Linked DNA regions of Homo sapiens: region 1 is linked to region 2. Evidence: read pairs that join two places in POLR2A ChIA-PET (ENCODE). Cell type or tissue: PC-9. All regions are shown on one strand. Links, peaks and the distances in the headings refer to the core of each region. The heading gives the core; the rest is flanking DNA.

Region 1 (11,485 bases), core at 3,559-8,558, 160 kb after region 2:
AGTGCTGGGATTACAGGTGTGAACCAGTGGGCCTGGCCCCAAAGGGTGAATTTATGTGCCTTCTGTTTATAATACTAGGGAGGGGAAATGTTCCACGGTCAGATACAATATCCCCATACTACATTCAACGAAAAGAGATGCTATTCACACATACAAACTGTTCAAACATACGAATTTTAATCCAAACTTTTGTCACTTTAGTTTCATCAACCCTTGCATCCCTGACTGAAGCTTCCACTAGGACTTCACCAACAGATTTTCATTTTATAAATACTAGGTAGGGAAAGTGTGCCCCATTAAGACATAATATTCATTCTCTTAAAACATCCGTGTATAGGAGCTACAACCCCTTCACATAAATCCCATCTAAACACTCTATTTTTATCCCTTAATCCCATCCACCCTTGATTTCTATACACTTTTGTTCTAATTGTGGTCTTAGTGAGGGCTCACTAGCAGGGGACTACAGTGTATGTGGCTCCTATGTTAAGGAGTCCTAGAAATGTCCCTTTTCCACCCTGACAGTTTTTCTCACTGATGTGCATAAGGCCTTGGGTCTGCAATGGCTGTGGGGGTATGGGGTGGTGGTGGTAGTGAACCAAAGGAAGCTGACCCATTTGTCATCAATCCTTATACTGATTTGGTTATGGGACTATTGCCCCAGGTGATTCAAGGTAAGGTTTCTTGAATTCCTCCAAACAAGGTTGGATAAATCATATTTGTCCAGGGCCCTTCATGTTGGGACAACAGCAGGGGCTCCCTTTGGTCCACCTCAACCTCTCAGAGTACTGCTCTAAGACCGTTGTTTTGACCCCATTCACGTCAGCCTTATTCCATTTATTTTTTTGAGACAGAGTCTCGTTCTGTCACCCAGGCTGGGGTGCAGTGACACAATCTCAGAACTATGGTAATATAATGCTCCCTTCCTTATAAGGATGACGTAAAGCAGTGTTTCTCAAAGTGTATTCCCTGTGCCAGCAGTCTCAGCATCTCCTGATAATTGAATTAAAAGGCAGATTTCAGGCGTCACCATACCTGTTGAATCAGAAACTCTGGTTTCTGTGTTTTAAGACTTCTAGGAGATTCCAGTGGAGTCTAGACTTTGAGAACAACTGTTGATGAGATTAAGTGAGTTAATAATAAGCTTTAGGACAGTGCCTGGCACATACTAAGCAGTATATTCATGAATATTTTTAAGCGAATACAATAAAATATGGTCAACATATAGAAAGTTTAATTTAGGCAACAAGATGTTGCCCATGCTGTTCCCCCAAGAAATAAATCCTGCTTAATTCCTTGTCCAAAGGCATCAACATGGACTGCCAAACCCCTCATCATGTGGCTTCTGCCTTCCTTTCCTACTATTTCTATTCTCCATATACACTAGGTCTCCAACTTTTCTAGTACTCAGTATGAGAATTGCTTACTCACACCTCCAAGGCTTTGCCTATTCTGTTCCCTCTGCATGGTTCCTTCTCTTCCTTTTTAAAAAAGAACCTCTTTTCTCTCACTTCCTACACTTGCAATCTCCCGAATTCCTACATCTCCCTCAAAACCCAGCTCCAGTGTCACCTCTGTGATGACCTCACTGCTGTCCAGTCAGAGCCAGGCATTTGCTAGGCCTCAACACCGCCCTACACATCCCACTTATAGTACTTAGAGCAGTTTGTAACTGTTTACAGTTTCATTTCGTCTTTTTGAATTTCTTAATTGAGGTGAAATTCATGTTACATATAATTAGTCATTTTAAAGTGTGGCTGGGAGTGGTGGCTCACACCTGTAATCCCAGCACTTTTCAGAGGCTGAGGCACGTGGATCACTTGAGGTCAGGAGTTTGAGACCAGCCTAACCAACATAGCCAAACCCCATCTCTACAAAAATACAAAAAATTAGCCAGGCGTGGTGGCACACACCTATAATCCCAGCTACTTGGGAGGCTGAGGCAGGAGAATCGCTTGAACCTGGGAGGTGGAGGTTACGGTGAGCCAACATCATGCCACTGCACTCCAGCCTTGGCCATAGAGCAAAACTCTGTCTCTCTCACACACACACACAAACACACACACACAAAAAAAAAGGAAAGGAAAAAAGAAAAGAAAAATGGCCATGCGTGGTGGCTCACGCCTGTAATCCCAGCACTTTGGGAGGCCAAGGTGGGCGGATCACCTGAGGTCAGGAGTTTGAGACTAGCCTGGCCACATGGTGAAACCCCGTCTCTACTAATAATACAAAAATTAGCCAGGGTGAGCCGAGATAGTGCCGCTGCACTCCAGCCTGGGAAACAAGAGTGAAATTCTGTCTCAAAAAAAAAAAAGTGTATGATTCAGTGGTATTTAGTGTATTCGCACTGTTGTGCAACCATCACTTCTTTCTAGTTTCAAAACTTTTCCATCATGCCCAAAACACATGCCATACCCATTAAGTAATCACTTCCCATTCCTCTCTCTCCCCTCCCCAGGTGACCACTAAGCAGTTTTCTGTCTTTATGAATTTGCCTATTCTGGATATATTATATAAAAGAAGGCAAACAATAACAACATGTGACTTTCAGTGTTTGGCTTATTTTATTTTATTATTTTATTTTATTTTATTTTATTTTTGAAGCAGAGTTTCACTCCATTGCCCAGGCTGGAGTGCAGTGACGTGATCTTGGCTCACTGCAACCTGCACCTCCCAGGTTCAAGCGCTTTTCCTGCCTCAGCCTTCCAAGTAGCTGAGATTACAGGTGCTCGTCACCACACTCAGCTAATTTTTGTATTTTTAGTAGAAACAGGATTACACCATGTTGGCCAGGTTGGTCTCAAACTCCTGACCTCAGGTGATCTGCCCGCCTCGGCCTCCGAAAGTGCTGGGATCACAAGTGTGAGCCACTGTGCCTGGCCAGTGTCTGACTTCTTTTACTTAGCATTAGTTTAAAGTTCATCCAAGTTGTGGCATGTATCAATATTTGGGGTTTTTTTTTGCTGTATAATATTCCATTAAATGTTCATATCACAATTTATTTATCCATCATCTGTTGATGAGCATTTGGGTTATTTTCACCATTCGGTTATTATGAATACTGCTGCTATAAACATTTGTGTGCAAGTTTCTGTGTAGATATATGTTTTCATTTCTCTTGAGTATATACTAAGGAGTAGAATTGATGGGTCATATGGTAATTATATGTTTAACTTTTTGAGGAACTGCTAGCTGTTTCCAGAGTAGCTGCACCATTTTACTTTCCCAATAGCAAGGTATGAGAGTTCCTGTTTTTCCACATCCTCACCAACACTTGTTATTTTATTTAAAAAATTTATCATTATAGCAGTATGGTGAGTGTGTAGTGATATCTCATTGTGCCTTTAATTTGCGTTCCCTTTATGATCAATGATGTTGAACATCTTTTCATATGCTTGTTAGCCATTTGTATAGCCTATGTGGAGAAATAGCCATTCAAGTTGCTTGCCTTATTAAAAACTGGATTGAGACCAGCCTGGGCAACATAGCTACACCTTGTCTCTACTAAAAATCAAAACAATTAGCTGGGTGTGGTAGTGTGCTCCTGTAGTAACAGCACTCAGGAGGCTGAGGCAGGAGAATTGCTTGAGCCCAGGAGGTAGAGGCTGCAGTGAGCTGTGATCATCCCACTGCACTCCAGACTGGGCAACACAGTGAGATTCTGTCTCAAAAAAATAAATAAAAAATAAAATTGGATTGTCTTTGTTGTTGTTGAGTTGTAAAAGTTCTTTATATATACTGCATACTAGACCCTTATCAGATATATAATTTTCATAATTTTCTCCTATTCAAAGGCTGTCTTTTCACTTTCTTGATAGTGTCCTTTGATGCACCAAAGTTTTTAATCTCTATGAAGTCCAATTTATCACTTTTTTTTGTTGCTCATGCTTTTGGTGTCACATCTAAGAATTCATTGCCAAATCAGAGGTCATGAAGATTAATCCCTAGGTTTTCTTCTAACAGTTTCATAGCTTTAGTTCTGTTATTTAAGTTGTTAATCTATTTTGAGTTAATTTTTGTATATGGAGAGAGGTAATGGTCTAGTGTCATTTCTCTTTTTTTTTTTTTTTTGCATATTAGCTACCCAGTTTTCTCAGCATTATTTTTGAAGAGATTTCTTTTTTCCATTGAATAATCTTGGCTTCATTATCAAAAATCAGTTGGTTATAGATGTTTGGGTTATTTCCAGGCTCTAATCCTATACAGTTGTTCTGTGTCAATATTAAGTCTTCCAATGCATAAACATTGAAGGGATGTCTTTCCATTTATTTAGGTCTTCTTTAATTTATTTCAGCAATGTTTTCTAGTTTTCATTTTATAAGGTTTTAACCTCTTTGGTAATTGTATTCCAAGGAATTTTATTCTTTTTGAAAACATGTAAATGAAATTATTCTCTTAATTTCCTTTCTGGATTTTAAATTGCTATTGCATAGAAACAACTAATTTTTGTGTGTTGATCTTGTAGTCTGAAACTGCTTAATTTATTATCCCCAATAGTTTTTTTGTGAATTCTATGAGACTTTCTATTTATAGAATCATATCATATGCAAATACAATTTTACTTCTTCCTTTCCAAATTGGATGCCTTTATTTATTTATTTTTCTTGCCTAGTTTCTCTGGCTAAAACTTCTGGTACGGTAGTAAATATAAGTGGTAAAAGTGGCATCTTTAGGCCAGGTGTGGTGGTTCACGCCTGTAATCCTAGTGCTTTGGGAGGCTGAGGCGGGTGCATCACCTGAGGTCAGGAGTTCGAGACCAGCCTGACCAACACAGTGAAACCCCATTTCTACTAAAAATACAAAAATTAGCTGGGCATGGTGGTGGGTGCCTGTAATCCCAGCTACTTGGGAGGCTGAGGCAGGAGAATCGCTTGCATCCAGGAGGCAGAGGTTGCAGTGAGCTGAGATCTCGTCGTTGCACTCCAGCCTGGGTTACAGAGCGAGACTCTGTCTCAAAAAAAAACAAAACACACACACACACACACACACACACACACACACACACACACACACAAAGAAAGAAGATGTTTCCTCCTTTTCTGTTTTTTGAAAGAGTTTAAGTAAGATTGGCATTAAGTCTTTTTAATATTTGGTAGAATTCACCAGTGAAGCTATCTGGTCTTGAACTTTTTTTTGTTGTGAGATTTTTGGTTACTGATTCAATCTCTTGTTATAAATATGTTGTTGAGGCAGTTTTGGCAATAAGTGTGTCCTAGGAATTTGTCCATTTCATCTAGATTACCTAATTTGTTGGCATATCGTGTTCAAAATATTTTCTTTCAATCGTTTTAATTTCTGTAAGGTCAGTAGTAATGTTCCACTTTAATTAACCTTCCTTCTTCCTTCCCTCCCTCCCTCCCCCTTCCCCCCCTTCTTTTCCTTCCCTTTCCTTTCCTTTTCCTTTTCCCCTTCCTTCCTTCCTTCCTCCCTCTCTCTTTCTTTCCTCTTTTTTTTTTTTCCAGGGTCTCATTCTGTCACCCAGGCTGGAGTGCAGTGGTGTGCGGCCTTGAACTCCTGGGCTCAAGCACTCCTCCTGCCTTAGCCTCCCAAGTAGTTAGGACCACAGATGTGTGCCACCAGGCCTGGCTAAATAAACAAAAAAATTGTAGAGATGGGGTCTGTCTATGTTGCCCAGGCTGGTACTTTCATTTCTGATTTTAGTTATTTGTACTTTCTTTTTTTTCTCAGACTAAAGGTTTGTCAATTTTGTTGATCTTTTAAAAGAACCAACTCTTGGTTTTACCGATTTTCTATTTTTTCCATTCCTTATTTTGTTTATCTATGCTCTAATTTTTAATTTTAATTCTGGCAATATATACATAGTCATGCACCACATAATAATGTTTTGGTCAAACTTGAACAGTATAAACAAGGGTGGTCCCATTAGATTATAATGGAGCAGAAAAATCTCTATTGCCCAGCTGGGTGTGGTGGCTCACGCCTGTAATCCTAGCACTTTGGGAGGCCGAGGCAGGCAGATTGCCCAAGCTCAGGAGTTCGAGACCAACCTGGGCAACACGGTGAAACCCTGTCTCTACTAAAATACAAAAGAAATTAACTGGGCATGGTGGCATGCGCCTGTAGTCCCAGCTACTCGGGAGGCTGAAGATGACAGCTCCATGCTTATTAATTGCCCCTGAAGACCTTCCAGTGGGACAAGATGTGGGGGTGGAATACAACGATGTTGATGAGCTTGACTCTGTGTAGGCCCGGGCTAATGTGTGTGGTTTGTGTCTTAGTTTTTAACAAAATAGTTTAAAAAGTAAAAAAAAAAAATAATAATAATAATAATGGAAAAAACCTTATAGACTACTGTTTAAAATAAAATTTGCTATTTTGGCCATTTTTAAGTGTATAATAAATACAGTGGTATTAATTGCATTCACAATATTGTGCAACCATTGCTACTATTTACAATGCTTTTCATCATCCTAAACAGAAACTCTGTACCCATTATGCAATAACTCCCTGTCTCCTCTCCCTCTAGAACCCATTAACCTTTAATCTACTTACCATCTGACTAAGCTTACCTATTATAGATACTCAGCATAAGTGGAATCATACAATATTTGCCTTTTTGTGTCTGGCTTATTTCACTTAGCATAATGTTGTCAAGGTTTATCTATGTTGTAACATGTATCAGACGTCATTACTTTCTGTGGCTAAATAATATTCCGTTGTCTGTGTATACCACATTTTATGTATTCATTTATCCACTAGTGGACACTTGAATCATTTCCATGTTTTAGCTATAGTGTATAGTGTTGATATGAACATTTTGGTACAAAATTTTGTTTGGATATGCCTTTCCAATTCTTTTGGGTATATAATGAGGAGTACAATTATTGGATTATATGGTAAAATTAATTATATATTTAACTTTTTGACAAACTGCTAAATTATTTTCCACAGTGGCTGTACCATATCACATTCCCACCGAAAATTTATGAGGGTTCCTTCTTCTCCACCTTCTTGCCAACACTTGTTTCCAATTTTTTTTATTGTTGTTGATTAGTGCTATACTAGTGAGTGTGAAGTGGTATCTCATTGTGGCTTTTCTATTTTCTTTTTTTTTTTTTTCTGAGACAGGGTCTCTCTCTGTTGCCCAGGCTGGAGTGCAATGGCGCAATCTCGGTTCACTGCAACCTCCGCTTCCCAGGTTGAAGTGATTCTCCTGCCTCAGCCTCCCAAGTAGCTGGGATTACAGGCACTCACCACCAGGCCTGGCTAATTTTTGTATTTTTGGTAAAGACAGGGTTTCTCTATGTTGGCCAGGCTGGTCTCGAAATCCTGACCTGAAATGATCTGCCCGCCTCGGCCTCTCCAAGTGCTGGGATTACATGCGTGAGCCACTGCGCCCAGCCTCTCATTGTGTTTTTGGTTTGCATTACCTTAATGGCCAATGATTTTGAGCATCTTTTCTTATGTTTGTTAGTCATTTATTATAATTTCTTTGTGGCAATGTTCAGTCAAGTTCTTTGCCCAGGTTTTAATTTGCCTGTTTGTTTTTGGTATTTTACTAATGAATAATAATGTTGAGCATCTTTTCATGGACTTTCAGGCATTTGTGTGCCTTTGGAGAAATGGCTATTCAAGCCCTTTTCCCATATTTTTACTTGATTTGTTTGCCTTTTTGTTGCCGAGTTGTAGGAATCCTATATAAACTCTGGGTAGTAAACCATTACCAGGTATATAATTTGCAACATTTTCTCCCATTTTGTAGGTTGTCTTTTCACTTTATTTGGTAATGCCTTTTGATGCACAAAAGCTTTTAATTTTGAATTCCAGTTTATTATTATTTATTTTGTTGCTCAGGCTTTTGGAGTCATATCTAATAATCCACTGCTAAATCAAAGGCCACAAAGATTAGTTTCTGTGTTTTCTTCTAAGAGCTTTATGGTTTTGGCTCTTACATTTAGGTAATCAATTAATGTGGAATTAATTTTTGTATATGATTTGAGGTAAGGGTCCAACTTCATACATCTGCATATGGATATCCAGGTGTCCCTTTGCCATTAGTTGAAACTAGTGTTTCCTTACTGGATGTTCTTGACAACCTTGTCAAAATAAGTTTCCCATAGACATGTGGGTATATTTCTGAACTCTCACTTCTATTCCATTGATCTGTCTGCTTATCCTTATGCTACTACCACACTGTCTTAGTTACTGTTGCTTTGCAATAATGTTTTGAAATCAGGAAGTGTGAGTCCTCCAACTTTGCTCTTCTTTTACAAGGTTGTTTTATCTATTCTGCACCCATTGAACTTCTATATAAACTTTACAATTAGCTTGTCAATTTCTATAAAGAAACCAGCTAGGATTCTTATAAGACTTTCATTGAGATTGAAAAGGAGTAGCCATGGCTCTGTGCCACCCCATGACTGGGGTCTCAGCAAGGGCCCAGGTAATGATGGGGTAAGGAGAAAGCCCAGGCTCAGTCGCCACCACCATGGGCACCTCACCAAGAACACTGAGTTTGTGCAGACCTGGCCTGAAAGGGGTATGGCTTTGCCCCAAACGAGCGGCATGCCATGGAGTTGCTTGAGGTTTCTAAGGACAACTGGGCCCTCAAGTTCATCAAGAAAAGGGTGGGGACACACATCTGTGCCAACAGGAAGCAGGAGGAGCTGAGCAACATCCTGGCCGCCAAGAGGAAAGCAGCTGCCCACAAGGAATGAGCCACCCTCCCCTGTGAGCATAATAAAATCTTTATTTTATTATGGAACTTGTGGTCCTCCTCAGCAGCCTCCCTGGCATTGGAAAGGAGGGGAGGTCCAGTCTGTTCATCTGTTTGGGACCCACCCCCGGGCAGGACCACACCCTGTCCTGGATCCAAGCCCCCTACCTCGGGCATGGGGCAACAGGCATAGAAGCAAGTGCTGGAAATGATTTCTAATCATAATGCAATATCTCATACACACCAAAAAAAAAAGAATTTCATTGAATCTGTAGGTGAATTAGGGGAGAATTGTCATCTTGACAATCATAAGATCTATGAGCATGGGATATTATTCCATTTACTTAGATCTTCTTTAATTCCTTTCAACAACATTTTGTAGTTTTAAGAGTGTAAGTCTGCTCTTCTCTTCTTTTGTTATATTTGTTCCTAAACATTTTATTCTTTTTGCTGCTGTTGCAAGTGGAATTTTTTTCTTTTTTCTTTTTTTGAGACAGAGTCTCACTGTCACCCAGGATGGAATGCAGTGGTACTATCATAGCTCACTGCAACCTCAAGCCCCAGGGCTCAAGTGAGCCTCCCACCTCAGCCTCCCAAGTAACTGGGACTACAGGTGCAAGCCACCATGCCTGGCTAATTTTTTTTTTAAGTTTTGGTAGGAACAGTCTGGGCACAGTGGCTCACGCCCAGAATCCTAGCACTTTGGGAGGCTGAGGTGGGCGGATTGCCTGAGCTCAGGAGTTTGAGACCAGCCTGGGCAACATGGTGAAACCCCATTTCTACTAAAAAAAAAAAAAAAAAAAAAAAAGCCAGGCGTGGCAGCATGTGCCTGTAGTCCCAGCTACTCAGGAGGCTGAGGCAGGAGAATTGCTTGAACCCAGGAGATGGAGGTTGCAGTGAGCTGAGATCATGCCACTCCACTCCAGCCTGGCGACGGCACAAGACTCTGTCTCAAACAAACAAACAGAAAGTTTTAGTAGGAACAATGGTCTCCTTGTGTTGCCTAGGCTGGTCATGAACTTCAGGGCTGAAGCACTTCTCCCGCCTCAGCCAACCAAAGTGCTGGGATTACAGGCATGAGCTACCACACCTGCTCAGAGTTGTTTACTTAATTTAATTTTCAGAATGTGCATTCTAAGTGTATTGACATACAATAGATTTTTGTATATTGATTTTGTATTTTGCAATCTTGCTGAACTTGCTGATTAGTTTTCATGTATTTTAGTGAATCACTAGGAGTTTTTAATATATGTGATTATATAATCTGTGAATTGACATCATTTTACTTCCTGCTTTTCAACCTGGATGCCATTTATTTCTTTTACTAATTTTCATGGCAAGAACCTCTAGTACAATGTTGAATAGAGGTGGTGAGAAAATACATCCTTGTTTTGTTGCTGATCTTAAGGCAAAAGCAGTCTTTTACTATTAAGTATGATATAAACTGATTTTTTTTGGCAGATGTCCTTTACCATGCAAGAAAGTTCCCTTCCTTCCTTTTGTTGAGTGTTTTTTCGTGAGAGGTGTTGAATTTTGTCAAATGCTTCTTCTGCATTTATTTAAATAATCACGTGGTTTTTTATTTCTAATTCTATTTTTCTGATGTATTACATTAATTTTCAGATGTTAAACCTGTAAGAATTAAAGAGGAAAGAAACATGAAAGGCAGCTCAACAAAGACAGGTTTATTTTGGAGCATAAACCTGAGAGGGGCTTCTAACCAAGTTAGGTCAGAGCCACTCTCTCTTCCAGACTAAGAGTTTTTAAGGGTTCAGGGCAGGAGAGCTTATCATAGGCTCAGAATGTTTCTGTGTCTCTTTGTCTTGCTTATCTGGGAGGCACAGTTTTGTGTCTGTTCCCATACATCTTCCTGCAGCTACAGGCATACTTCCCATCACTCCCGCCACCCCCAGTCTGCTTTTAGCTTCCCTATCTCAGTGCACCTAAAGGAAAAGGAATGTGCTTATCAGGGCCCACTGTTTTACTGGGGCCTATTGTATGAGTGTGAAGTTTGGTGGTTACCCAGGAGATTTTCCCCTCTCCCTCTGTGCCTGAGCTGTCTTGTCTGTGTTTTACTGTCTGCGCTTTGTGGCTGCTTGTTGTTAGAATAGAAATGATTTCCTTGAAATGCATGAGGTTAGAAAAGGAGCTGGAACTTAAAGTGGCAGTGTTTGTCCAAGATGACAGTGCTCCTGCTCTGTCAAAACCATCATTGCACTCCTGGCATAAATCCCAATTGGTCATGGTGCATAATTATTTTTATATGTTGCTTGATTTGGTTTGCTAGTGTTTTGTTGAGGATTCTTGTGTCCATACTCATAAGACATATTGGTCTGTAGTTTTCTTTCCTTGTGATGTCTTTGCAGCCATTCTTTCTTAAACTTAACCACAAGATCAGACCTATCATACACAATATCATATGTAAAAAAGAATAAGCAATTTTTAGATAGCCTAAAAGATTCAAGTCAGTGTTCAATGTCTTCCATTACATGTGATTTTAAATGTTTTATAAAGAGCCTCCCATGATCTGGTAAATGAGGGGCTCTGAGCATTAGAAGAAGTGGGGTTTGTGTTGGAGAAAAGAAGACTGGATGGGAGAGAGCAAGTTTTTTTTGAGAGCAAAACTCTTGACTTAGTGTAGAACAACAACAAAAACACACTAATGTCATTTTGATTCCAGATGACAGAGCAGGAGCAAAAGAGGAAGTTTACAGGGAAACTGATTTGAGATCAGAAAAGGAAGTCCTACAACCACAACATTCCACTGTTTCAGCATAAAGTCTGTCACATCACACCAACCATCCGACC
Region 2 (11,485 bases), core at 3,263-8,262:
AAAGATTACTCTCCCATAAACTCTGTGGCACAGAAATCACTGCTATTACTGTGTTAGTTTAGTTCCTTCCAGTATTTTTGATGTATAAAATTATGTAGTTGAAATTATACCCTATGTGCAATTTTGTTTGACTTCACTTATTTTCTATTTTATTAACTTTTTTTTTGTTTTTTTTTTGAGATGGAGTCTCGCACTGTTGCCCAGACTGGAGTGCAGTGGTGCGATCTCAGCTCACTGCAAGCTCTGCCTTCCAGGTTCACGCCATTCTCCTGCCTCAGCCTCCCTAGTAGCTGGGACTACAGGTGCCCGCCACCACGCCTGGCTAATTTTTTGTATTTTTAGTAGAGACGGGGTTTCACCGTGTTAGCCAGGATGGTCTCGATCTCGACCTTGTGATCCACCCACCTCGGCCTCCCAAAGTGCTGGGATTATAGGCGTGAGCCATCGCTCCAGGCCTATTTTATTAACTTCTTAACAAACTTTTTTAAAGGTTGTGTAATATTTCCTTGAATTGATATACCACAAATTTTAGGGGCAGAGGGCATTAATTGGTTGTGAACTATAGCAAAAGTTGTTAAATTAAGATGATAAAATCAATTGCTTTGTTCTGGTTAACAGCATTATGCTATATACACACTCCTTTGAAAAATACCCAAAAAAAAGGCCGGGCGTGGTGGCTCACGCCTGTAATCCCAGCACTTTGGGAGGCTGAGGTGGGAGGATCACGAGGTCAGGAGATCGAGACTATCCTGGCTAACACGGTGAAACCCCGTCTCTACTAAAAATGCAAAAAAATTAGCTAGGCATGGTGGCAGGCGCCTGTAGTCCCAGCTACTCGGGAGGCTGAGGCAGGAGAATGGCATGAACCCAGGAGGCGGAGCTTGCAGTGAGCCGAGATCGTGTCGCCTGGGCGACAGAGCGAGACTCCGTCTATAAAAAAAAAAAAAAAAGAAAAATACTCAAAAAAGAGGGTACTGCCAACAAGGAAGTTTTAAATTTCCCCTTGAGGATTCTTGGTGATCATCAAATTCAGTGGTTTTTAAGGTTGTTTTCTGTCAAATAACTCTAACTTTAAGCCAAACAGTATATGGAAGCACAGATATAATATTACACAGATAAAAGAGGAGTTGATCTAAAGTAGAGATAGTTGGGGGCTTTAATTTCTGGAACCTAGGTCTCCCCATCTTCTTCTGTGCTGAGGAACTTCTTGGAAGCGGGGATTCTAAAGTTCTTTGGAAGACAGTTTGAAAACCACCATGTTGTTCTCAGTACCTTTATTTTTAAAAAGTAGGTGAACATTTTGAGAGAGAAAAGGGCTTGGTTGAGATGAAGTCCCCCCCCCCCTTTTTTTTTTTTTTAGCTGAAATAGATACACTATGTAGAAGGAAGGGATTATTATATACCATGCAGTAAGCACATGCTCTTTGATGGGCTCCTCCGTACACTCTCCATGTGGCCATTTCAGACATTCTTCTCAAACCCCACAGATACCCCTCCTCGCTTCCACTGATTTCCTTAACTCATACTTCATTGGGAAAATAGAGATTTCCAGAAGGAAATTGCATCATCTTCTCACCAATAATTTCTAGTCAAGTTCGTATTTTAATTAATTCGTTCATTTTGTTCAGTAAGTTGCACCTACTGCCTGCATGTCAGAATCACTTAAGAGAGCTTGTTAAAAATACAGGTTCCTAGAAGTCTTCCTTCTGTACTCCAAAGCAGTCAGTCTCAGGAGAGACCAGGGATCATAAACCATAGCTCTGTATTGCAGCTCTGTGAGGGGATGTGGTCACCTGCCTTTACTTAATGCATTTTGTTTGATGCCAGATGTCCTTTTCTGCCTTTAGGAATCCTACTTAACTTTTGAGGCCCAGTCCAAATGTAGCTGCTGCTGCTTTTTAAAAAAACAAACAAAAAATCCCAGTTTTATTGAGATATAATTCATATACCATAAAATTCACTTGATTTAAGTATACAATAATGATTTTTAGTAAATTTATAGAGTTGTACAATCTAATTGTAGAATATTCCCATCACCACAGAAAGATCTCTATGCCCATTTGGAGTCCCCTCAGTTATTCAGACAACTGTTACTCTACTTTCTGTCTCTATAGATTTGCTTTTCTGGCCTTTTTATATTGTTCAGATCTTTATAACATATAGTCTTTTGTATTGGGCTTTCCAGAAAGTCTTTTGTATTGGGCTGAAGTGATCCTCCCACCTCTTGCCTCTAGAGGAGCAGGGACTACAGGGGTATGCCACCATTCCTGGCTCAGTTTTTTTTTAGTAGAGATACTGTGTTGTTCAGGCTGGTCTCAAACTCCTTGGTCTCAAACTCCCTGGGTTCAAGCAATCCTCCCACCTTGGCCTCCCAAAGTGCTGGGATTACAGGTGTGAGCCATCGCACCTGGCCAGAAAATCTCTTAATTAGTAGGAAAATTGGCCGGGCGTGGTATAATTGGCATAATTGGTATAATTGGCATAATTGTCAGATTACGCCTGTAATCCCAGCACTTTGGGAGGCCGAGGCGGGTGGATTACCTGACGTCAGGAGTTTGAGACCAGCCTGCCAACATGGTGAAACCCTGTCTCTCCTAAAAATACAAAATTAGTGGGGCATGGTGGTGGGCACCTGTAATCCCAGCTACTCAGGAGGCCGAGGCAGGAGGATCACTTAAAGCTGGGAAGCGGAGGTGGTAGTGAGCCAAGATCGTGCCATTGCACTCCAGCCTGGGCAACAGAATGACACTCTGTCTCAAAGAAAAAGAAAAGAAAATTAAGGTGATGCTTCTAACCAATGATAACGAAAAAAAGTTGAGATAATAGTTGTAGTGATTTGTGTAAGGGAATTGAAGAGGTATACCTAGAGCATTAGCATAATCATAATTGTATCTGTTCTGTCATGATTGTATATTTCTTTTTAAATCTTTTATTTATTTTTATTTTTTAAATATATATTCTGCTCATGTATTATATTTCTTCTTCTTCTTTTTAGGAAACACTGCGCTAACTTATGCATGTGCTGGAGGATTTGTTGACATTGTTAAAGTGCTCCTTAATGAAGGTGCAAATATAGAAGATCATAATGAAAATGGACATACTCCCTTAATGGAAGCAGCCAGTGCAGGTCATGTGGAAGTTGCAAGAGTTCTTTTAGATCATGGTGCAGGCATCAACACTCATTCTAATGAATTCAAAGAAAGTGCTCTAACACTTGCTTGCTACAAAGGTACTTAATACATGTATGAATATTTATAATGTTTTTCGTAACCACTTTGATTATTTGAGTATTGAGTATTTGAGTTTACTTTATATTGCTTATGTTTTCCCTGTGCTATAAAATTATCTAGTTTATAAGAAATTATATAGAAAGTCTATTTTAGTCTATATTGCCTGTAATATAGTTTTCTAGTATATGTTTATTATTTTAATTCAGATTTATTGGGTTAACTGTGAAGTTAACCCAACTACTTAGCTTAGATTTAGAGGGTTTCCATTATTTAATAACTTTTGTTTTATATGATTTTTCCAATGTTTATTTAAAAAATAGTACATGCCAAAGTAATAATACACACAATACTGAAAACCTGAAAAACACAGAGTAACACAAAGAAAAGAAATTTTTTGTTTTTGAGACAGAATGTCGCTCTGTCACCCAGGCTGGAGTGCAGTGGCGCGAACTCAGCCCACTGCAACCTCTGCCTCCTGGGCTCAAGTGATTCTCGTACCTCAGCCTCCCAAGTAGCTGGGACTACAGGCATGCACCACCATGCCTGGCTAATTTTTGTATTTTTAGTAGAGATAGGGTTTCACTATGTTGGCCAGGCTGGTCTTGAACTCCTGACCTCAAGTGATCCTCCTGCCTCAGCCTCCCAAGCCTCCCAAAGTGCTGGGATTACAGGCGTGAGCCAGCACACCCAGCTAAAGAAAAGAAATTTTAAAATGACATGTAATGCTACCATCTAAAGATAAAAAAGCATGTATACAATATTTTAGTGTATACATTTCCAGTTTGTTTTTAAGTATGTTTATATACAAACATATATATATTTTAAACAAAATAGTTATACTCTAACAGTTTTATAATCTACTTATTTTACTTAGCAGTGTATCATGGACATTTTTCATCTCAATAAATATTCTTTATTTTTTATTTTTCATTTATTATCATTGTTTTTTTGAGACGGAGTTTCACTCTTGTTGCCCAGGCTGGAGTGCAATGGTGTGATCTTGGCTCACTGCAACTTCCGCCTCCCGGGTTCAAGTGATTCTCCTGTCTCAGCCTCCCTAGTAGCTGGTATTACAGGTGCATGCCACATGTCTGGCTAATTTTTGTATTTTTAGTAGAGACAGGGTTTCATCATATTAGTCAGTCTGGTCTCCTGACCTCAAATGATCCACCTGCCTTGGCCTCCTAAAGTGCTGGGGTTACAGGCATGAACCACCGTGCCTGGCCTATTTTTTATTATTTTTAGAGACAGGGTTTTGCTCTATCACCCAGGACGGAGTGCAGTGGCACTGTCATAGCTCACTGCAGCCTCAAACTCCTGGGTTCAAGCTATCCTCCTGCCTCAGCCTCCTGAATAGCTAGGATTACAGACTCACACCACCATACCCAGCTAATTTTATTTTTATTTTTTTGTAGAGATGGGGGTCTCACTATGTTGCCCAGGTGGCTCTCAACCTCCAGGCCTCAAGTGATCTTCCTACTTCAGACTCCCAAAGTGTTAGGATTACAGGTGTAAGCCACCATGCCTGGCCTCAATAAATATTCTTACAATGTAACTTTTGATGATTATATACTATTTCACTATTTCATTTAGGATTAAAATTGGTTGCATATGTCACAAAATCTAAATTAACGATTTGAGCAAGAGAGAAATTCAAAGGTAAGCCGTTTAGGGCTAGTATGGCAGTTCCATTGTCATCAAGAGCTCATAATTCTATTTTTCTGCTCTGCTATCCTAGTATGTGGTTTGTATCCACAAGGTTACAATAAACCTAAAACCAAGATGATAGCTAGGACCCCAGCAGTTCACATTCTAGGAAAGACGTTAAGGGCAATATAAGGAGTGCCTCTCAATTTAGTAAGCTCCCTTTAAAGAGTCTTCCTAGGTGTGCGGCCTTATAACTACCACTTACATCTCATTGGCTACACATAACTGCAAGAGGGGCAGAGAAACATAGTCTTCTAGTCAGGTATGTTGCTGCCCAGATGAAACTGGAGTTCTATTATTAAAAAGGAATTAAAGAATGCTGGGTGCAGTAACTCACACCTATAATCCCAGCATTTTGGGAGGCTGAGGCAGGAGGATCTCTTGAGGCCTAGATCAGTCCTAGCTACTCGGGCAGCTGAGGTGGACGGATCCCTTGAGCCTTGGAGTTTGAGGCTGCAGTGAGCTATGATCATGCCACTGGACTATAGCCTGGCCAACAGAGACCTCGTCTCTTAAAGTGAGAAAGAATAAGAGAGTGGATATTAGATAGGGAACTAGCAGTCTCTGCCAAATACATCAAATAGATGTACCATAATTGCCTATTGTTGGACACTTAAATTCTTCCCAGGTTTTCACTATTATTAAAAACACTGATCACATCCTTGTGCAGACATTTTTGCATAACCTCTGATTATTTCCTTAGGATAAATTCCTGGAAGTGGAATTGCTGGGTCAAAGGGTATGGACATTTTTAAGGGTTTTGCTACATATTGCCAAATTGCCTTCTAGAAAGGTTCAACCAATTTATACTCCCACCAACAATGTTTGAGAGTGCCCTTTGCCCCACCCTACACCCTCACCAATACTGGGTTTTATCATTCTTTTTAATATTTGCTATTTTTGATAGTAAAAACATGGTGTCTTGTTTTAATTTGCATTTCTTTAATAGGAAGGTTTAATATTGTTTTCATCAGTTTAATATTCACTTGCATTTCTTTGTTGAATTATCATTTCATATCTGTCACCCATTCTTCTGGAGTGTTTGTCATTTTCTTATTGACTATCAAGGCTTTTTATATATTCACTGTATCAAGAGGATTGGAATTATTTTAAATGGAGTTTTCTGTGCCTGCTTATTGCCACAGTGGGTTTATGGTTATTTTAAAGCTGTTTTTCTGGAATATATGATGCCAAGATACTTTACTTGGCTTTCTATTTGATCTCAGTGTTTTGATTAGATAAATAATTTATGTATTTTCAACCAAGGTAAAAGCATTATTGCTTTACTTAACTTGAATTATGTGCCTTGGACTAATTCAGTCTTTAAAGCCTAGATAATAAGACCTTGAAAAAAGCCTGTATATTGCTTTGAATGGGCTTTGTAAAACTGTTACTGATTTATTTATTGAATGCAAAATAAGTTATCAAATTCTTGTATAGACATCTGAAGAAAAAGATTCCATACCTCAATATTTAAATATTAAACTGATAGTGAATTCTTTTAAAATTTTTGTTCCTTTTTTCAAGGCCATTTGGATATGGTTCGCTTTCTACTTGAAGCTGGTGCAGATCAAGAGCACAAAACAGATGAGATGCACACTGCCTTAATGGAGGCCTGCATGGTAATTTTAAATTACACTCACTTGAGATTTTATGGGAAGAAAAGGTCGTATGTGTTTAAGCCTTTAAGAGTGATTAATTGCCAGTGCGGTGGCTCACGCCTGTAATCCCAGCACTTTGAGAGGCCAAGTCGGGCGGATCACATGGTCAGGAGTTCGAGACCAGCCTGGCCAGTATGGTGAAACCCTGTCTCTACTAAAACTACAAAAATTAGCTGGGTATGGGGCGGGTGCCTGTAGTCCCAGCTACTCGGGAGGCTGAGGCAGGAGAATCGCTTGAACCCGGGAGATGGAGGTTGCAGTGAGCAGAGATTGCGCAACTGCACTCCAGCCTGGGCGATAGAGCGAGACTCGGTCTCAAAAAAAAAAAAAAAAGAGTTATTAATTGGTGTTGGGTTTATATAATTTCTTAATGCTAAATTAAACAAAGTTGATGCTTGAATGCATCTGCTTTTGGAATAGAACAGTCAAAGTATTTGGCCTTAGGGATATTATTGATAAAACTCTAATTCTGGAGATAGTAGACATAGTTCTAGTGTTTTTACAGTTTCATATTAAAATCTTAAATAGCAAATTGACCTCAAAATATATTGACTCAAACTGTATGGATAGCCTATAAAACATTTAACTGTTTTTTTAAAGGATAATGTAGAATCATACTTTTAATATACAATTCTCTGTGTCACAGAGAATAATCACCTTTAATGCTGTCAATCCAGAAATCCTTTTTCTACTTCTGTAAGCACATATATATCATGCGTATATGCATATCTAAAAGAGAGTGCAAATACAAAGAAACTCAAAGCATTCTGATAAGTATTTAAGACAGATTTAATGGCAAGAAAATTACCTGGAAGTGCAAACGCATTTTTTCAGATGTGATTAAATAAGCTCATCATTACACATGTTAATTTGTATTTTGTTGACTATTGCTGTTTAGCGAATCACTCAAAACATAATGGCTTAATGTAGCAGCCACATATTACCTCTATCTATTTTTTTTTTTTTTTTGAGACAGAGTCTTGCTCTGTTGCCCAGGCTGGAGTGCAGTGGTGTGATCTTAGCTCACTGCAGCCTACCTCCCAGGTTCAAGTGATTCTCGTGCATCAGCCTCCCAAGTAGGTTCAAGTGATTCTCGTGCCTCAGCTTCCCAAGCCTCCCACCTGTATCTTATACTATCTCATATATCATATGATTCTATGGGTTGATTGGGTGGTTTTTCTATTGGTCTCTCTCTCTCTCTCTCTTTATTTTGAAGACAGACTCTCACTCTGTTGCCCAGGGTAGAGTGCAGTGGCACTGTCATGGCTCATTACAGCCTGTACCTCCTGTACTCAAGCAGTCCTCTCGCCTCAGCTTCCTGAGTACCTGAGACTAGAGGGGCACGTTACCATGCCTAGCTAACTTTTAAATTTTTTGTAGAGACAGCATCTCACTATGTTGCCTAGGCTTTAAGAAAAGATTTATTTATTTATTTATTTATTATTATTATTTTGTTGGAATTCCCCTCTTAATATATGTATGCAAGATATGTTAGCAGAATCTATCAAAAAAATATTCAAGAATTTGGCTGGGCGTGGTGGCTCATGCCTGTAATCCTAGCACTTTGAGAGGCTGAGGCGGGTGGATCACTTGAGGCCAGGACTTCAAGACCAGCCTGGCCAACATGGTGAAACCCCATCTCTACTAAAATACAAAAATTAGCCAGGCGTGGTAGTGTGCACCTGTAATCCCAGCTACTTGGGAGGCTAAGACACAAGAATCACTTGAACCTGGGAGGTGGAGGTTGCAGTGAGCTGAGATCACACCACTGCACTCCAGCCTGGGTGACAGAGTGAGACTCTGTCTCAAAAAACAAAACAAAACAAAACAAAACAAAAAACTTCAAAAATTCAAGTAAATTCAAGTAAAACAATGTATTGAGAGCCTAGAGGAGATAGGCACAATAGCAGTTCCTTGATCTGTTGACATTTATAAATCCTTATTTTCTTTTCAATTAGAAATGCATTTCAACTACCAGATGACTCAGTACAGTAATTTGGTTAAAATATTTTATTTTACATGTATTTGAAGTATTAGTAAAACTGAAATTTTAATGTGAAGTCATCTGTTTTTGGCATATATCAAAAGTGATTAAGGCTGGGCTAGTCAGTTAAGTATAATAAAAGTCTTGATGGGTATTGAAATTTAACAACTAAGGTTTCTTTATTTAATTCTTTTTTGTTTTTGAGACAGGGTCTCTATCATTCAGGCTGGGTGCAGTGGCGTGATCTTGGCTCACTGCAACCTCTGCCTCCTATGCTGAAGCAGTCCCTCTGCCCTCAGCCTCCCAAGTAGCTGGGACTACAGGCGCACACCACTATGCTTGGCTAATTTTTGTATTTTTTGTAGGAACATGGTTTCACCCTTTCCCCAGGGTGGTCTCAAACATCTGGGCTCAAGCTATCTGTCTGCCTCAACTTCCCAAAGTGCTGGGGTTACAGCTGTGAGCCACTGTGCCCAGCCTTATTTCTTTAATTAAATAACTACTAAACCTTATTTTTCTACTCAGTATTTATTTTTCATTTGCAACATTATGGTCATTTTTGAAATACAGTACAATATAGCCTCTGACCTTATGTGTCACAACAAGCATTAAGACCTACATAAAGAGCAGTTTCCAAGATGGCCAAATAGGAACAGCTCCAGTCTACAGCTCCCAGCATGAGCGACGCATGAGACGGGTGATTTCTGCATTTCCAACTGAGCATACGGCACACCAGGAGATTATATCCCGCGCGTGGCTCAAAGGGTCCCACACCCACGGAGCCTCCCTCATTGCTAACACAGCAGTCTGAGATCAAACTGCAAGGCGGCAGCCAGGCTGGGGGAGGGGCACCCACCATTGCTGAGGCTTAAGTAGGTAAACAAAGCGGCTAGGAAGCTCAAACTGGGTGGAGCCCACTGCTGCTCAAGGAGGCCTACCTGTCTCTGTAGACTCCACCTCTGGGGGCAGGGCATAGCTGAACAAAAGGCAGCAGAAACCTCTGCAGACTTAAATGTCCCTGTCTGACAGCTTTGAAGAGAGTAGTTGTTCTCCAAGCACGGAGTTTGAGATCTGAGAATGGACAGACTGCCTCCTCATGTGGGTCCCTGACCCCTGAGTAGCCTAACTGGGAGGTACCACCCAGTAGGGGCAGACTGACACCTCACACGGCCGGGTATCCCTCTGAGACGAAGCTTCCAGAGGAACGATCAGGCAGGAACATTTGCTATTCAGCAATATTCACTGTTCTGCTGCCTCCGCTGCTGATACCCAGGCAAACGGTCTAGAGTGGACCTCCAGAAAACTCCAGCAGACCTGCAGCTGAGGGTCCTGACTGTTAGAAGGAAAACTAACAAACAGAAAGGACATCCACACCAAAACCCCATCTGTACGTCACCATCATCAAAGACCAAAGGTAGATAAAACCACAAAGATGGGGAAAAAACAGAGGAGAAAAACTGAAAATTCTAAAAATCAGAGCAACTCTCCCCCTCCAAAGGAACGCAGCTCCTCACCAGCAACGGAACAAAGCTGGATGGAGAATGACTTTAACGAATTGAGAGAAGAAGGCTTCAGACAATCAAACTTCTCTGAGCTAAAGGAGGAAGTTCGAACCCAACACAAAGAAGCTAAAAACCTTGAAAAAAGATTAGACAAATGGCTAACTAGAATAACCAGTGTAGAGAAGTCCTTAAATGACCTGATGGAGCTGAAGACCATGGCACAAGAACTATGTGATGAATGCACAAGCCTCAGTAGCCGATTCGATCAACTGGAAGAAAGGGTATCAGTGATTGAAGATCAAATGAATGAAATGAAGCGAGAAGTTTGGAGAAAAAAGGGTAAAAAGAAATGAGCAAAGCCTCCAAGAAATATGGGACTATGTGAAAAGACCAAATCTACGTCTGATTGGTGTACCTGAAAGTGACGGGGAGAATGGAACCAAGTTGGAATACACTCTGCAGGATGTTATCCAGGAGAACCTCCCCAACCTAGCAAGGCAGGCCAACATTCAAATTCAGGAAATACAGAGAATGCCACAAAGATACTCCTTGAGAAGAGCAGCTCCAGGACACATAATTGTCAGATTCACCAACGTTGAAATGAAGGAAAAAATGTTAAGGGCAGCCAGTGAGAGAGGTCGGGTTACCCACAAAGGGAAACCCATCAGACTAACAGCGGATCTCTTGGCAGAAACTCTACAAGCCAGAAGAGAATGGGGCCCAATATTCAACATTCTTAAAGAAAAGAATTTTCAACCCAGAATTTCATATCCAGCCAAACTAAGCTTCATAAGTGAAGGGGAAATAAAATCCTTTACAGACAAGCAAATGCTGAGAGATTTTGTCACCACCAGGCCTGCCCTAAAAGAGCTCCTGAAGGAAGCACTAAACATGGAAAGGAACAACTGGTACCAGCCACTGCAAAATCATGCCAAATTGTAAAGACCATCAAGGCTAGGAAGAAACTGCATCAACTAACAAGCAAAATAACCAGCTAACGTCAAAATGACAGGATCAAATTCACACATAACAATATTAACCTTAAATGTAAATGGGCTAAATGCTCCAATTAAAAGACACAGACTGGCAAATTGGATAAAGAGTCAAGACCCATCAGTGTGCTGTATTCAGGAGACACATCTCACGTGCAGAGACACACATAGGTTCAAAATAAAGGGATGGAGTAAGACCTACCAAGCAAATGGAAAACAGAAAAAGGCAGGGGTTGCAATCCTAGTCTCTGATAAAAACAGACTTTAAACCAACAAAGATCAAAAGAGACAAGGCCATTACATAATGGTAAAGGGATCAATTCAACAAGAAGAGCTAACTATCTTAAATATATATGCACCCAATACAGGAGCACCCAGATTCATAAAGCAAGTCCTTAGAGACCTACAA

What was found. ChIA-PET counts read pairs that join two places held together with the same protein. Peaks named below come from ENCODE experiments on the same cell type or tissue, not always from the same donor. Only the 100,000 strongest peaks of a DNase experiment are listed, where the experiment ranks them.
Region 1: POLR2A ChIA-PET joins it to region 2 with 10 read pairs; 2 of 35 experiments call an interaction of 5 or more read pairs at or near these places.

Annotation. Positions count from the first base shown.
Region 1 is chr5:140,600,726-140,612,210 of GRCh38, forward strand. It overlaps a transcript of TMCO6 not described here and the pseudogene RPL36P11. Among named protein-coding and RNA genes, the nearest start is that of CD14, 27 kb to the right of the region's middle. In PC-9, for the core only: no CTCF peak of the experiment used is centred there; no DNase peak of the experiment used is centred there; H3K27ac peaks cover 396 bases.
Region 2 is chr5:140,442,747-140,454,231 of GRCh38, forward strand. It overlaps ANKHD1-EIF4EBP3 (ANKHD1-EIF4EBP3 readthrough), which reads left to right. Exons shown (of 36, transcript NM_020690.6): 6 at 2,996-3,229; 7 at 6,465-6,559. ANKHD1 (ankyrin repeat and KH domain containing 1) reads left to right here. Exons shown (of 34, transcript NM_017747.3): 6 at 2,996-3,229; 7 at 6,465-6,559. Among named protein-coding and RNA genes, the nearest start is that of ANKHD1-EIF4EBP3, 47 kb to the left of the region's middle. In PC-9, for the core only: no CTCF peak of the experiment used is centred there; no DNase peak of the experiment used is centred there.